Linked DNA regions of Mus musculus: region 1 is linked to region 2. The links are chromatin contacts, found by Hi-C or POLR2A ChIA-PET in ENCODE. All regions are on one chromosome and are shown on one strand. Each heading gives the region's core, a stretch centred on a gene start or an enhancer-like site at or near the end of the contact. The rest is flanking DNA. Distances are from core to core; before and after follow the strand shown. Region 1 overlaps Wnk2 (WNK lysine deficient protein kinase 2). Region 2 holds the start of Wnk2 (WNK lysine deficient protein kinase 2).

Region 1 (6,456 bases), core at 3,227-5,726, 44 kb before region 2:
CCCACACGTGCGCGCGCCACATGTGTCAGGGTAGTGACAGAAGCCAGATCCTCTGAAGCTGTAAAGATGGTTGCAAGTTACCTGATATGTGTGCTAGAAACTAAACTTGGTCCTCTAGAAAAGCAATACATGCTCTAGTTAAGAGCTGGGTCATCTCGCTAATCCCACTGCCCAGCTTTTTAAATGTAGGCTCTGGGGATTTGAATTCAGGTCCTTATGGTTATGTTGTAAGTACTCTTCCTAGCTGAGCTGTCTTCATGGCTTAGCTCTACCTATTTTCACAGACAGAAAACTGAGACTTGGGTCAGTTCCAGCTCCCCACCATGCTACTCTATCAGGATAAACGGACCAGAGATCTAAGTTCCAAAGGGCCATTGCCCAGATAAGACAGCTACACTAAATATTACATTCCAAAGACACTACTGAAAATATAGCAGTTCCCCAAGATTGCCATACTGGCTAATGTCTTTCCCAAATAATTAATAAGGGCCTGAGACCAACCTTACTCCTTGTCCTGTTCATGTGAGTAACCAGCCTTGATGGAGGGCCACACCTGATTTCAAGACAGTGAAGGGCCCAAAACAGTTGTTACTGAAGTCCCTCTAATGTTCTTTCCAAAGCCCACAAGATCCTTCCCAGCGTCTGCTAGATACTTAGTGCTATGCTAGTTATTTCAAGGTTGGGCATATAACATAATCCAGACCCCCTTTATCCTTAAACAGAATTGCAGGCTACTACCCCAGAACCCAGAGTACCATCCCCCAAAAGTTGGCCAAGAAGGTCTCTCAGAGGAAGAGAGGCCTGGAGCCAAGGCCCAAGGACAAGAAAGGAGCCAAACCCTCAGCACCACCTTCCACCACCATGTAGATACTATACTGGGCCTCTGATCCACCTTTCTGTCAGACTCTGCATGCTGTTATTTCTTTGTGCCCCACAGCCTTGGGTACTCCTCTCCCTGATTACTGCGACCAGCTCCAGTCTCACTTCCCACAAGCAGTGTAATTCCTCTGTGGTAACACTACTTCCTCCTCCTGAGCAGCCACAGTGTCCACCACAGCTCAGAAGTTGGCATCTAGCCCACCACCCTTGGCAGGAAATCATAGGAGGTACCCAACACAGCCAAGACTCCAATGCAGAGACCCCCTCCCCCCACCCCTGAGTCTGAAAGGACTGTCAGTGGGAAACAGAACCAGTATTTCCAGGCAAGCTGGAAGGCAGTGTCCCCACTAGGCAGGTCCTCTGGCTGAGCCACCAGAATTCTGGGGCTGCTTGGATACCCAGGCACTCGGATGAGCCTCCTGCACCAGGTCTGAAGTAACTGAGCAAATCCAGGCTTCCATGGCTCCTTGAATACTGTGTGGTTCTCTATGTGCCTCTGGAGAAGAAACAGGCTCACCTATCACACTTTTGGCAAAAGACGCTCTTTTAAGGGTGGCCAGACCCAAGTCACCAATCTTCACAGAGCCGGTGGGCCCAGTGATGAAGATGTTGTCACACTTGAGGTCACGGTGGATGATGGGGGGTGTCCTTGTATGCAGGAACAGCAGGCCCTTCAGGATCTGCCGGCACCAGCTCCTCAGTACCTTCGGCTTCATCACCTTGAACCGCTTCAGGTACCTGGGGGAGGGGCAGAACCATCAAGCAGTTCTCCTGCTGCAGGCCCCGAGGAAGGCCAAGCCTGGAAAAGTCTAGTCTCAGCCACATGAGCTTTGCAGCTGTGTGGGACAGGCAGTGAGGGGAAAGGGATATGCCAACAGTTCTTCTCCTACCCAGGGTTTCTCAGCTGGATCGAGGTGGCTGAGCCAGGACCTCGGCACTCCACTAGACCTTTTCATTGGAGACCTTGCTCCCAAACCCATGCCAATCATAGTCTTCATCTCCTGGATGTGAGAAGAAGCCACAAAATGGGGCAGGGTCCCAGCCTAGCACACGAATAATAGAGGAATACCTACAGTCAAAGGTCACAAAGGCCAGGCTATCCTTGCAACAAGCTGCATGCTGGGCCCTGGTGTCACCCAGCGGGGAGGTAGGAAGTGACATTCCCTCACTGAATCAGCACAGTAGAGTGAAGCTACCCAGAGGCAGAAAACATCAAGGTCCTACTCGGGGCCTCAGGGTTAAAATGATTCAGAGGAACTCAACCATGGCTATGGGGGGGGGGCATTCCCATATCCCAATATAGCACAGACCTCAGACAGTAGCAAACTGCCATGGCCACTGAACCCCCAGCCCGTTGCTGTGTCATGTTTGGCCCTTAATGTCTGCATTTTGCTTCCAAACCAGCAGAACATGCCAGGCTGGCCTCTAGGCAAACAGATATTGGCCAATAATAAGATCCCAGACAAAGCAGACAAAGGAACTGTGCCACTGGGAAGTGTCCTACACAGGAAGGGAGAGTGGAAATAGTCGCATGGTCACGAGAACCAGTCTCATTTGCTACAAGAAGCCAGAGGGAGCCAAATGTTAGGAAGACTATTAGGTCCGAGTCTTCTCACTTGGGGAATGGGCTTCCCATGGCTGAGAGAAATTATAGGACTCAAAAAGGGCATTGCTGAATGAACGCCAGATCACAGACGCCAGCCAGGTTGACCCAAGCATCCCAACACCTGTTACCCTATCACAGCCCCTACGGACGGTGTGGAAAGCCTTTTGGGGTACCGCTTGGCAGGAGTCTGACATTGGCCAAGGACAAGGAAATGGGCTTCGGACAGGAATCTGACATTGGCCATGGCAAGGAAGTAAGCTCAGGCAGGAATCTGACATTAGGGCATAATAAGGATGTAAGTTTTGGCAAGAATCTTACTTTAGGCTGTAATAGGGAAGTAGTGTAAGGCAGGAATTTTAGTCTTAGGGTACAACAGAAGAACAAGGCTTCAGGCAAGATTTTGGGCTTGGACAAGGAAGTGGGCTCAAGTATTTTGGTCATTATGACAAGCCCTTTTAAACAACTGTCACGGGAGTAATCATGGGACTTGTTTGCTGCTCTGTTAGCTCCTTATTGTACTGCTTGCCCAAAATACTTGCATGTAATTAAAATGGTATAAAAAGTGGATTGGAAAATAAAAATTTGCCTTCAGTTTCAGAATTACCTGGGGCCACACTACAATGTTGTCTAACTGTCTTTTTTCTTTTTAATCCTCATTCCTGCACTGGAGAACCTGTTGACTGACTGAGCAGGCTTGGTCACGAAGGCTACCCCAGCCCACATGTGTGCAGCACTTACGTCTTCAGTGTACCCGAGGTCATCAGCTCTGTCACCAGCACGATACATCGCTTGCCCTTGGCACTGGACTCCCAGAAGTCATAGAAGCGCACAATGTTGGGGTGCTGTAGACCTTTCAGCATCTCCGCCTCCTCTTTGAATCTCTGCCGTTCAAGCTTGGTGAGCTTCCGGTCCTAGAGACAGAGATAGGTGCACTGGGTGGTTGGTGCCCTGGACCCTGGCAGCCACTCTCCCTTCTTCCAGGTGAGTTCAGCAGGAGACGCCTCAGGGGCAGGTAGTCCCCAGCAGTGACATGTAGCAGAATCTACCCTTTCTTTCTGCCCACCATGACAAATGGCGCACCATAGCTAACCCTTGGGCCCCACAACCCCAGATACAGCCTGTCTGGGCCCTCTGTAAGAAAGAAGTTGTTCCAGGAAGCTGAGAAGCAGCTCACACGCCATGCAGCTGACCGAGCTCCTGCACTTTTTCCTTTAAAAAAAAAAAAAAAAACAAAACCTCAGAGGCCTCTGCTCCCTCAGAGCTCATTCATTTTAGAGTATTTGTTAAAGGGATGAAATGTCAGCTTGCTTGTAAGGCATACACAGTAGGGGGAGGTGCTCAAGACCCAGGAGACTGCAGTGCCAAAAACCCGCACTGGGCTGATGAAGGGCCATCTTGGCAAAGGCAATCCTGAGAGCAGGCAGCCCAGCCCTCAGAGCAGAAAGAAGCATGTTTCGCCTGGCTTTGGGTCGCTGTGCTTGGCCTGGTGGCAGAACCAATCTGCTGTCCCAACGTTTACGAACATCACTGTAGGTCTAGGGATGTAGCTCACTGCAAACAGTGCTTGCCTGCCATGCACAACGCCCTGGGTTCAATCTTCAGCACTCAATGACCAAGGCCTGGTGGCCCACACAGCACTTGGGATGGGGAGGCAGAAGGATCAGCAGTTCAAGGTTATTTTGAGCTATATATCGACTTGGAGGTCAGCCTGGGCTATATGAGAACCTGTCTCAAAGAAAACAAAACCTCATTGCTTCCTTGAAACTTTCAAGTTGTGTGCCCTCTGCCCTAGCCCCTGCCTCATTAACCCCACAGCCTATCTAGACTCTGACTCTGCCACCTCCTTTCCCAAATCCATCCATGGATTCTCATCCTGGAACACTCAAAACAACACCAAGGAGCTCACACGCCCCCAATCTCTGCTCTGTGCTTCCCAGTTCTTCTCAGGAGATGCCACAGCCAAGGGCCCCAGGGTGATCTTCCCCCATTCTCTAAGCATAGAGAACCCTTCTCAGCTCCACCTACATGGAGTGAGTCACCTTCCAGTCCTGCCTCCCCTACCACACACCCCAGAGCCACAGGAGAGTGACCAGACAGGTGTTTATATTTGCAAAGGAAACTGTTAACACAACTGAACCCAGAACACAGAAAGTCAGAGAAATTCCAGGAGACAGGAAGCAGATGGTTTGAGATAAATCAAGCAGAGATCAGAGCTGAAAGGAAATATACACAAAGATCCCAAGGACCTTTTAGAAGGCCCCATACAACGACAAGCCAGAGTTCAACAAAGCAGTGGCCAATAGGGTCATGACAATAGTCACTGTGTTAAGAAATTATACCCCACCTGGCAGTCATACCCATTTAGGCCAGACCCCTGCTCCACAACACAGACCCTCATCTGTCCCTTTGCTCATCAGTGGGACAGTAGCCATCATCAACAAGGCAAAACAGCCAAGAGAAATCATAAATGTAACCAGTACCAGAAAGACAATCATTCAGAAACTTCATAACAGATAACCAATGTCCTTCCCATGAAGACCCAAGATGTGGACCTGCACATTCAAGAGCAAACTTCTATTCTAAAAGAAAACACTCAGAAATTAGTTCTTACAAATTTTGAAAGCTGAGCTGGCTTTGTTTAATATGTAAACATATTCCATAACCCAGTAAAACACTGAGTACAAATGAGTTAATCTCTAATCTAGACAGTAAAATGGTAACATGTTCTGCTCGTTAAAATTATTGTTTATCTAAGATAATGAAAGCAAAGCTACACACTAGAAGAAACCATTTCCAATATATACATCTGACAAAGGACTTGGCCCCTGAATGGAAAGACAGCATCCATAAATGATGCAGACAGACAGATGCTTCACCAAACAACCTGGAAAAATGGCCAAGATCTCTCAGCAGCTTCCTACCAGCTCTGGGTCCCATCACTCCCCTCAAAGAGGAGATCCACGGAGAGAGAAGAAACACAAGTCCTCAGAAGATGGCGCAAGAGCAGCTCCACCACAGCCCCACCTAACGGCAGCTGAAGGATCCCATGCCAGTTAACAGAAACTTTGTCGATATACCCACAAAAACATATACACCCCAGGAACCAGCTCAGTCTGGATTAAGGAAGCCGGCTATAAACATGTGTCTGGTGGGAACCCACTTTGATTGGGAACTGTTATTAGATTGATAGCAAAGGGTCAGCCGGGAAGTGGTGGCACACGCCTTTAATCCCAGCACTTGGGAGGCAGAGGCAGGCAGATTTCTGAGTTCAAGGCCAGCCTGGTCTACAGAGTGAGTTCCAGGACAGCCAGGGCTATATAGAGAAACCCTGTCTTGAAAAAACAAAACAAAACAAACAAACAAAAAAACCAAGAACAACAACAACAACAACAACAAAACCAACCAACCAAACAAACAAAAAAGGGTCAACTTCAGAACAGTGGCTGTCTCTGGAGTGGGCAAATTCTGGAACTGAGAATCTGGTGTCCAGATGGGGGCTGGGGGTTTCTGGAGTTGGGGGTGGTGAAGGATGTTTTTTGTTAGTTTGGGAAGAACTGGGGATTGAATCCAGGGCCTTGTACTTGCTTCTCAAATGCCTTAGCACTTAGCTACAGCCATAGCCCAACCATGCTTGTGTGCGTGTGTGTACAATGAAAACTTGTTTAGTGTGTGTGCATGTGTTCAAGCCCAAAAGCATATGAAAGCTTGAGATTCATATCTGATTTCTTTGGGGGTTGCAGGAGAGTGAGACAGGGTCTCTGTAGCTCTGATTGACCTCACACTCACAGAGATCTGCCAGCCTCTCCCTGAGTGAGAGCACTGGAGTTACTCTCCACTTCATCTACTGAGGCAGAGTCTCGCTTAAACTCACTGATTTTCCTGGTCTAGCTAACCAGTTTGCTCCTGGGATTCTCAGTCTCTGCCTCTGGGATTAAAAGCAGGCTGTTCCACCCACCCAGTTTACTTACCCA
Region 2 (6,759 bases), core at 1,764-4,263:
TGAAGCCGTATTCCCATTTCAGCACCAAAGGGCAGTATGGAGACAAGACCTTTGAAGCTCTTTGTCTCAGAACTGATGACAGGTCACCTCTGAAATGAGCCCAGCTTGTACACGCACGCAGAGAGCACCCTGCAGGTGCTGAGAACACAGCACCTGCATCCCATTTCCCAGCCAAAAGTGCAGGCATCCTGCACCGGACAGCAGCCCTGGCACCCAGCTCACCCAGGTTTGCCCAGGATGCATCAGCCCTGGAAGGGCCAGCTAACTTTAAGGGCCAGCGGGTAGGCTTACACCTCCAGCCAGCACTCTCCCAGCTGGCCCCTGCCTGACAGCTGCCCCTCCCTCCCAGTAAGGGAGGGCCTGTAAACACCCCTTGTGACAGGAGCTGCCTCCTCTTCCAAGGCTGGCCCCAGGACGGCTAGGGTTGCGGTTTATATAATCTTCAGGGCCAGGGCTGACACAGCTAACGTGAGGGCAAGGTTATGAAAAATACATGCTGAGCCTCTGCTTCCAGAAAAGAAAGGAAAGAAAAAAAAAGAGAGAGATACAAGAGAAAGGTGGAAGGAAGAAAGGGGGTGGAGAAGAGGGAAAGAGAGAGAAAGAAAAAAGGCAGGCCTTTTTTTCCCCCATAATTTTCACTCACACAGCTAACGTGTGAACAAACCAGGCTCTTAGAACACCAGGAGGCTGCTGACAGGGCTTCTTGGCCTTGGCCAGCAGAACACCAAAGACCCACCAATCATCATTCCTGAATCTGAGGAAACCCTTGCAGGCATCTGCAGTTATCACACATACATCTTGCAGGGTACAGGAAAAATGCTAATTTGAGGACAGCTGGGAGCTTCCAAGCCACCTAGAAAAGGGCCTAAAGACAGCCTTCTCTCTCACTACCCTCCAGTCCCTACTGAGCCAGTACAAGTGGGTTCTGTGGACGGACAAGGAGCATGGGCTGACAGAACGAACCTCCACTGACCACTCCAGAGCCTATGTCACCATGGGCACAGCACATACCCAGCCTTGACCTCCAAGATGGCAAGCCTCAACCTGTGTGTGCACAGGTCCAGAAACAGCACCAACAGGCTAGCCATACACGAGGCACATATCCTGCAGGACACCCACACAGAGGGTGACACATACCAGCCACCATCCCCAGGGCTGCCTAAAGCCCTTCATATGAGCAAGGACACACCCAAGGACGCATTTGCGGACAGCCCACCTGCGGGGCAGCGGCGCTCACCTGCAGTTCACACCATGCTACCTCCACCCAGGTCTCCGTGTCCAGCCCCTTGTAGACCGTCTTGAAGGAGCCCCGGCCCAGCTCGATGTCGAACTTGAGGAAGCGGCCGTCCAAAGAGGTGGCCACGGCCTTGAGGTCGTCCTCATCGTCTTCCTCCTCTTCAGGTTCATCCTTGCGTGCGCGCCCGGGCTCCGGCTTTGCCTCGGTGGTTCCAGCGTCCTCCTGTGTTGGGGCCGGCGCCTCTTCCTGCCTCGGGCCGCCGTCGGGGACCTGCGCGGCTGCGGCTGAGGCGGTGGTGGGATCTGGGCTGGGCTCCTGCGTGCCCGCTCGCTCCGGGCCAGGGTCCGAGGGGACACTCGGGGAGCCGGGAGGCGCAGCGGGCGCGGCGGGCGCGGGCGCGGCGGGGCGGCCCCGGGCGCGCTCCGCGATGAGCCGGCGCGTCTTGCAGAGTAGAAGCACCCTGCGCTGCAGAGGCTGTGGGGGCTGCGCGCTCGGCGTCTCGGCCGCCTCCAGGCCCGGCGGCTCCTCCTGGTCCGACTCCACCACGCTGCGCCGCAGGAAGCGCTGGGGCCCGAGCCGCGCCGCCCTCGCCCGCGGCTCCGCCATGCCCGCCGACCCCGTGCCGCGCCCGGCTTCCATCAGCGCGCCGGGGGCGTCTCGGCGGCCGCCATCGCCGTCCATCTCTGCGGGCCAAGGACACACGGACCCTGCGTGAGCGCCAGCCCCGCCGCACCTGCCTGGGCCGCGGGATGAGACAGCGCCGCCTCTGGGCCCGCGCCCTGCCCAGCCCCACCGCAGAAGTGACCTGCCGGGCGGTCCTCTGCGGGCTCCGGGGAGAGGGCTGCAGACCGGACCCCGAGGCGAGGATTGCAAGGGGATGCCCTGCTTCACTCAGCTCCGAGCCGGGAACACGGCCTGTCTCTAGCTGTCCCAGGGACTCCAGGAGGGACGACCTGCTAGGTGTCCCTGAGGGCTCAAAGGAGCTACAGAAGGGCTCGGGAGGCTGGAGAAAGGGGTCAAGGCCAGTACTGGAGCGACCCCGCTAGGCTATCCCGCGAGCGGGTGGGGAAGGGACAGGGAGGCCGGGGTAAAGGGAAGCACCGGACAGGAGCAGGCTCCACAAAGGACGCGGGCCCGGGGCGCGCGGGGAGGGGGCTGCGGCGGCGCGGCGCGCACACAAAGGCGGCGAACGGGAGAGCTCGATACTCACAGGGCGAGCGGGCGCTGTCCATGCCCGCAGCCCGGGGACCCGGGCGAGCGAGGAGGGCGAGGCCGCGCTCCGGGGCCAGAGTCCTCTCTCGGGGCCGCGTCGCGCTGGGGCGGGGTCCTGGCTGCAGCGGGGGTCGCCAGGCCGTTCTGCTCCTACGATGCTGCTCCCTCGGGCCGGGCCGCTGCGGGGCCGCGCTCCCGCGTGCTCCTGCCGGCTCCGCGCGCCTCCGCTCCCGCACCGGCTCCGAACTAGCGCGCGGGGAGGGCGGGGCTTCCGTTCGTCCCACCCTCCCCAAGACCGGAGCGCGGGGCGGGGCCTGACACGCCCACCTGGCTGCGGCTGAGCGCCGCCACCTGCGGGATGCTCCCCATGGCCTCCACCTGCGGCAAGGGTTCCAGGCCGGCGCCTGGCCCTGAAGCTCTTTGGAAGTGGTCCGCTGAACTGTGGGGCCTTGAGGGGCTCTATTTTCCCCGGAGGTGGCAGGCCACAGACAACGTGACTTAGCCAGAGAGCCAAATCCTGGAACCTATGCCAAGACAAAACAGACAACCTCAGGATATCCTAGGTGCCCAAGTATGGTTGCAAAATTGGAGTGTCTTCTGGGCCTTTCTGTACTGCCAGGATATGGGAAAACCTCACTATCATCCACGGACGTTGGTACCAGTAAGCGCTGTGTCCCTCTTTTCCATTAAGCAAATCCAGATCTCAAAGACAGATGTCCTTTTGCCCTGATCAGTAGCGTGGTGGCCCAAGCCTATAATCCCAACACCGGTGGGGGAGGGCTGTGGGGGGCAGAGGATACTTGATCCAGGAGTTGGGTCACGTGGCAATAAAGGAACCAGGAACCGTCTCAAAAATAAATGAAAAAAAAAAATAGAAAGGATTTCTCTGTCCTAAATCTCAGAGGTCCCAAGATGGAAACTGGAAAAGGTTTCCAGAAACCCCTTGACTTACCATATTGATTGCCATCTTTCCCCACCCTCAACCCCCTCAGGAGCTTCTCTCTCCACCCCCTGAGCTACTCAATTACCCCAGACAAGCCCTTGCCCCGGGCATCTCTGAACCTGACTGCAAGGGTCACAGAAGACTGACCTGATTTCTGAGCCCATGCCAGGCACCTGCACCTGGGCTCACCAGTTGTGATGCACATCATTGGGGTCACTTCACCTGAAGAAAACAGCGCAAAGGAAGTTACCAGCATGTTCTGATCTCTTTGCTCATCCTGATGGTATGGCACCCTGTCAAAGATGCAAGTTACAAATGTGAACCGATGGCCAGCGGCTGCTGGCCTTAGAGCCTTTGACACCAGCAACTCATAAGACAGAAAAGCCAACAGAGGCAACACATCCTTCACGATTAAAGGGAAGCAAATGCAGACAGAGCTGTTACCCAGTGACAGGGTTTCCCTGGCCCTGCTAGGGGCTGTCAGTGGATGCTGATACCAGTCAAAAGTAACTTTAAAAGGCTGATGTTCAAGTCACTTCCTAGCTGAGTTGGGTGGTAGCACACTGTCTCCTTAAAGGGGGAATGCTGGGACTACTTACGTTATGAAAACTGAGAGCCATGAAGTTAGGACTCCAACATATACCCCAGAGACCCAGGGGTTAAATTGTGTACTTGTCACTGGACTGGGCATTTGCCAGATGCCTGTTAATTTATATTATCTCATTTCTCATCTACCTTGGGAGTCAGGCATGAACGTAAAGCCCACTCAACCAGAAGCAGAGCGCAGGTGCCAGCTCTGTGGGTCTGAGTGTCTCTGGAGATGGGGATCCAAGCTGCACCTCCCAAGCTGGGGCAGAATGTGGGTGAGGACCATTACAACTTCACTAAGGAGGCTAAAGACCCCACCCAGTATTGCCTCTCCTAACCTGAGCCTGTAGAATGTAATTTCTCTTGGACAGGGTTTATCCAGCAAAGGCCCTCTGGGTCCTGGCACGTATATGGAAGCTATAATAGGCAGGGCCTGTGTAAGAGAAATCATGACAGAAGAGTCTCAGCATGCTAGTCTGACTGTCTCCCAACAGGACACAGTGACAGCCTGTGGCATATACCTGCTGAGTGACTAGTGATGAAAGCAGCCAGTCACTTACAACACCTAATCGAAGTGTGGTGGTGCATACCTATAACCCTATCACTCAGGAGGCAGAGGCCAGCCTGGGCTACCCAGTGAGACCTCAGCCATACCTACAGCTATTGCCCACACACATTCACACATGTTTGTGAAGAATTATGACCCTACCCACAAAACTGGGCACAGTCCAGGCTGAGACAGATCTCGGAGAGCCTGTGTCTGACTGGGCACCATGTTCTTTGTAACTAACTCCCTGGGTGTGTTTTCCCACAGCCCCACTTGCATAACCTATGGTGAACTCGCTCCCTATGCCAGCCCTTGGAGTCCACAGCTATGAAACTACCGGATAAGGCCATTGATCTCTTTGCAAGGAATCTCAGACTAGTATCACTAACAGGCCCTTGGAATTCCAACAGATGGAAACAAGGACTCCTTGGTATAGAATTTAGCAGCCAGGGACCCACTCTGTACCCTTCTTCAGGTCCCCGGACATCTCTGAGTCTGTCACCCTGATCCTAAACACTTCCCACTGCATGGCTAGATTTCCTAAGGCTCGCAAGCCAAGGCTGTGGGAGGATACTCTGCAAAAGCAACAACCCAAGGGCCTAGATGCAGCATCCTCTTCTGATGCTCAAGAGAACTGTATCCAAGGTTAACCTCCACTTGGAGATGAGGATGCAGAGGGTGAATCCAGGCAGCATTCCACCTTTAGTGGTTGCTCAAGATCCAAAAAAAGGAGGATAGTGACTCCTCTCTGCAGTTCTCATCTTAGCCTCCTCAGCCCTTCAGGTGACAAGACTCACCAAGGTCAGACACCTGAAGGGACATCTGCTCCATGCAGAGGACATGCAATTGGCTCACCTATGGATGGGTACAGCAGTCATGTCCTACTATCTCAGCACACAGTAAGTGCTCAACAGACATCGAGGAAAGGAAGGCAGATAGGAGGACAGGCCGGTCCTGCTGGCTAATGCCAGAGCCCACAAGGCCTTAATTAAAAAGAGGTGTCAGTATTGCCAGGGGAAAGCCTCACCAACCCCCAGGTACTGCTGTCAGGCACAGGTCTCAGCTTGCAGGTGTGCAGGCCTATCTAGAATTCAGGTCTAACACAGCCAGTTCTCATCACTAGTTTTCCCTGGGCCCACCTGGGAAGTTGGGACAGGTGAATGGAAGACACCCACCCTGGTAGTTGCAGCACATGAATGGGGATAGTTCTGGACAAGTGGCCTGCCCGGGGGGGGGGGGGGTCACAGGAAGCCCTCCCTGAGATCTGAGGAAGGATAAGGCAGGACAACCCACATTGTGTGGCCCAAGGCAGGAACAGTTAGGGGACAGAGCCTCAGTCCTGGAGGCGATGGCTGGGGCATGTCCAAGCCACTGTTTGTTCAACACTGTATCTCACTCTCCAATGATAGGAGTTCTTCCTGGGAAGAGCCTTGGGAAGAGGACTGGGTGTCACAGAGGGGCCTTACTACTTTGCCATGCTACAGGAAGGAATGAGGAATCATGTTTCCTCCCAACATTGAGGCACCATTAGAATTCTCTGAACTGTGAGCAGAGGATGTAGCTCAATTGGTAGAGTAGTTGATCACCTAGCAGGAAACAAAGTTGTGATGGCTCGTTTTGGTGGTCCACTGTGAGCAGTGGTTCTTCTGGGCAGGCAGTCCTGGGTTGAATAAGAAAGCAAGCTGAGCCAACAAGTAAGAAGTAAGAAGTGTTCCCCTGTGGTCTCTGTTTCAGTTCCTGCCTCCAGGTTTCTGCCTTGAGCTCCTGCCTCTGATTCCCCCAGTGTTGGACTGTAACCTCTTTTCTTTGTCATTGTTGTTGTTTAGGGTTTGTTTGTTTGTTTCCAAGACCAGTTTCTCTGTGTAGCCCCGACTGTCCTAGAACTCATTCTGTACACCAAGCTGGCTTCAAACTCAAAGATCTACTTGCCTCTGCCTTCCAAGTGCTTGGGTCAAAGGCATGGGCCACCGCTTCCCCATAGACTATAACCTGGAAACCAGATAAACCTTTTTTTTTTTTTTTTTTTTTTTTTGAGAAAGGATTTCTCTGTATAGCCCTGGCTGTTCTGGAACTCACTCTGTACCAGGCTGGCCTAGAACTCAGAAATCTGCCTGCCTCTGCCTCCCGAGTGCTGGGATTAAAGGCTTGCACCACCACGCCCGGCTCAACCATTTCTTCTCCAAGTTGTTTTAGGTCCGTGTTTGATGATAGCAACTGAAAGCCAACTGGGAT

What was found. Hi-C counts contacts between places; a loop is a spot of excess contacts on that map. ChIA-PET counts read pairs that join two places held with the same protein, here RNA polymerase II (POLR2A).
Region 1: a map of left cerebral cortex shows a loop between it and region 2 (2.6-fold over the local background). The contact joins the enhancer-like site here to the promoter of Wnk2 in region 2. A Hi-C loop is called at or near these places in 1 of 37 maps with a recorded cell type or tissue (left cerebral cortex). POLR2A ChIA-PET finds 5 or more read pairs at or near these places in 1 of 5 experiments (Patski).

What each region holds. Positions count from the first base shown.
Region 1 is chr13:49,099,567-49,106,022 of GRCm38, forward strand. It overlaps Wnk2 (WNK lysine deficient protein kinase 2), which reads right to left. Exons shown (of 30, transcript NM_001290313.1): 3 at 3,224-3,396; 4 at 1,397-1,617. Among named protein-coding and RNA genes, the nearest start is that of Wnk2, 46 kb to the right of the region's middle. Within about 2 kb of position 4,477, at least 1 of the 3 ENCODE cell types and tissues checked has a DNase peak (open chromatin) inside an H3K27ac peak, as active enhancers do; it is left cerebral cortex, where a contact is called at or near this core.
Region 2 is chr13:49,145,315-49,152,073 of GRCm38, forward strand. Wnk2 (WNK lysine deficient protein kinase 2) reads right to left here and starts at 3,014. Exons shown (of 30, transcript NM_001290313.1): 1 at 2,448-3,014; 2 at 1,238-1,920. The coding sequence starts at 1,918.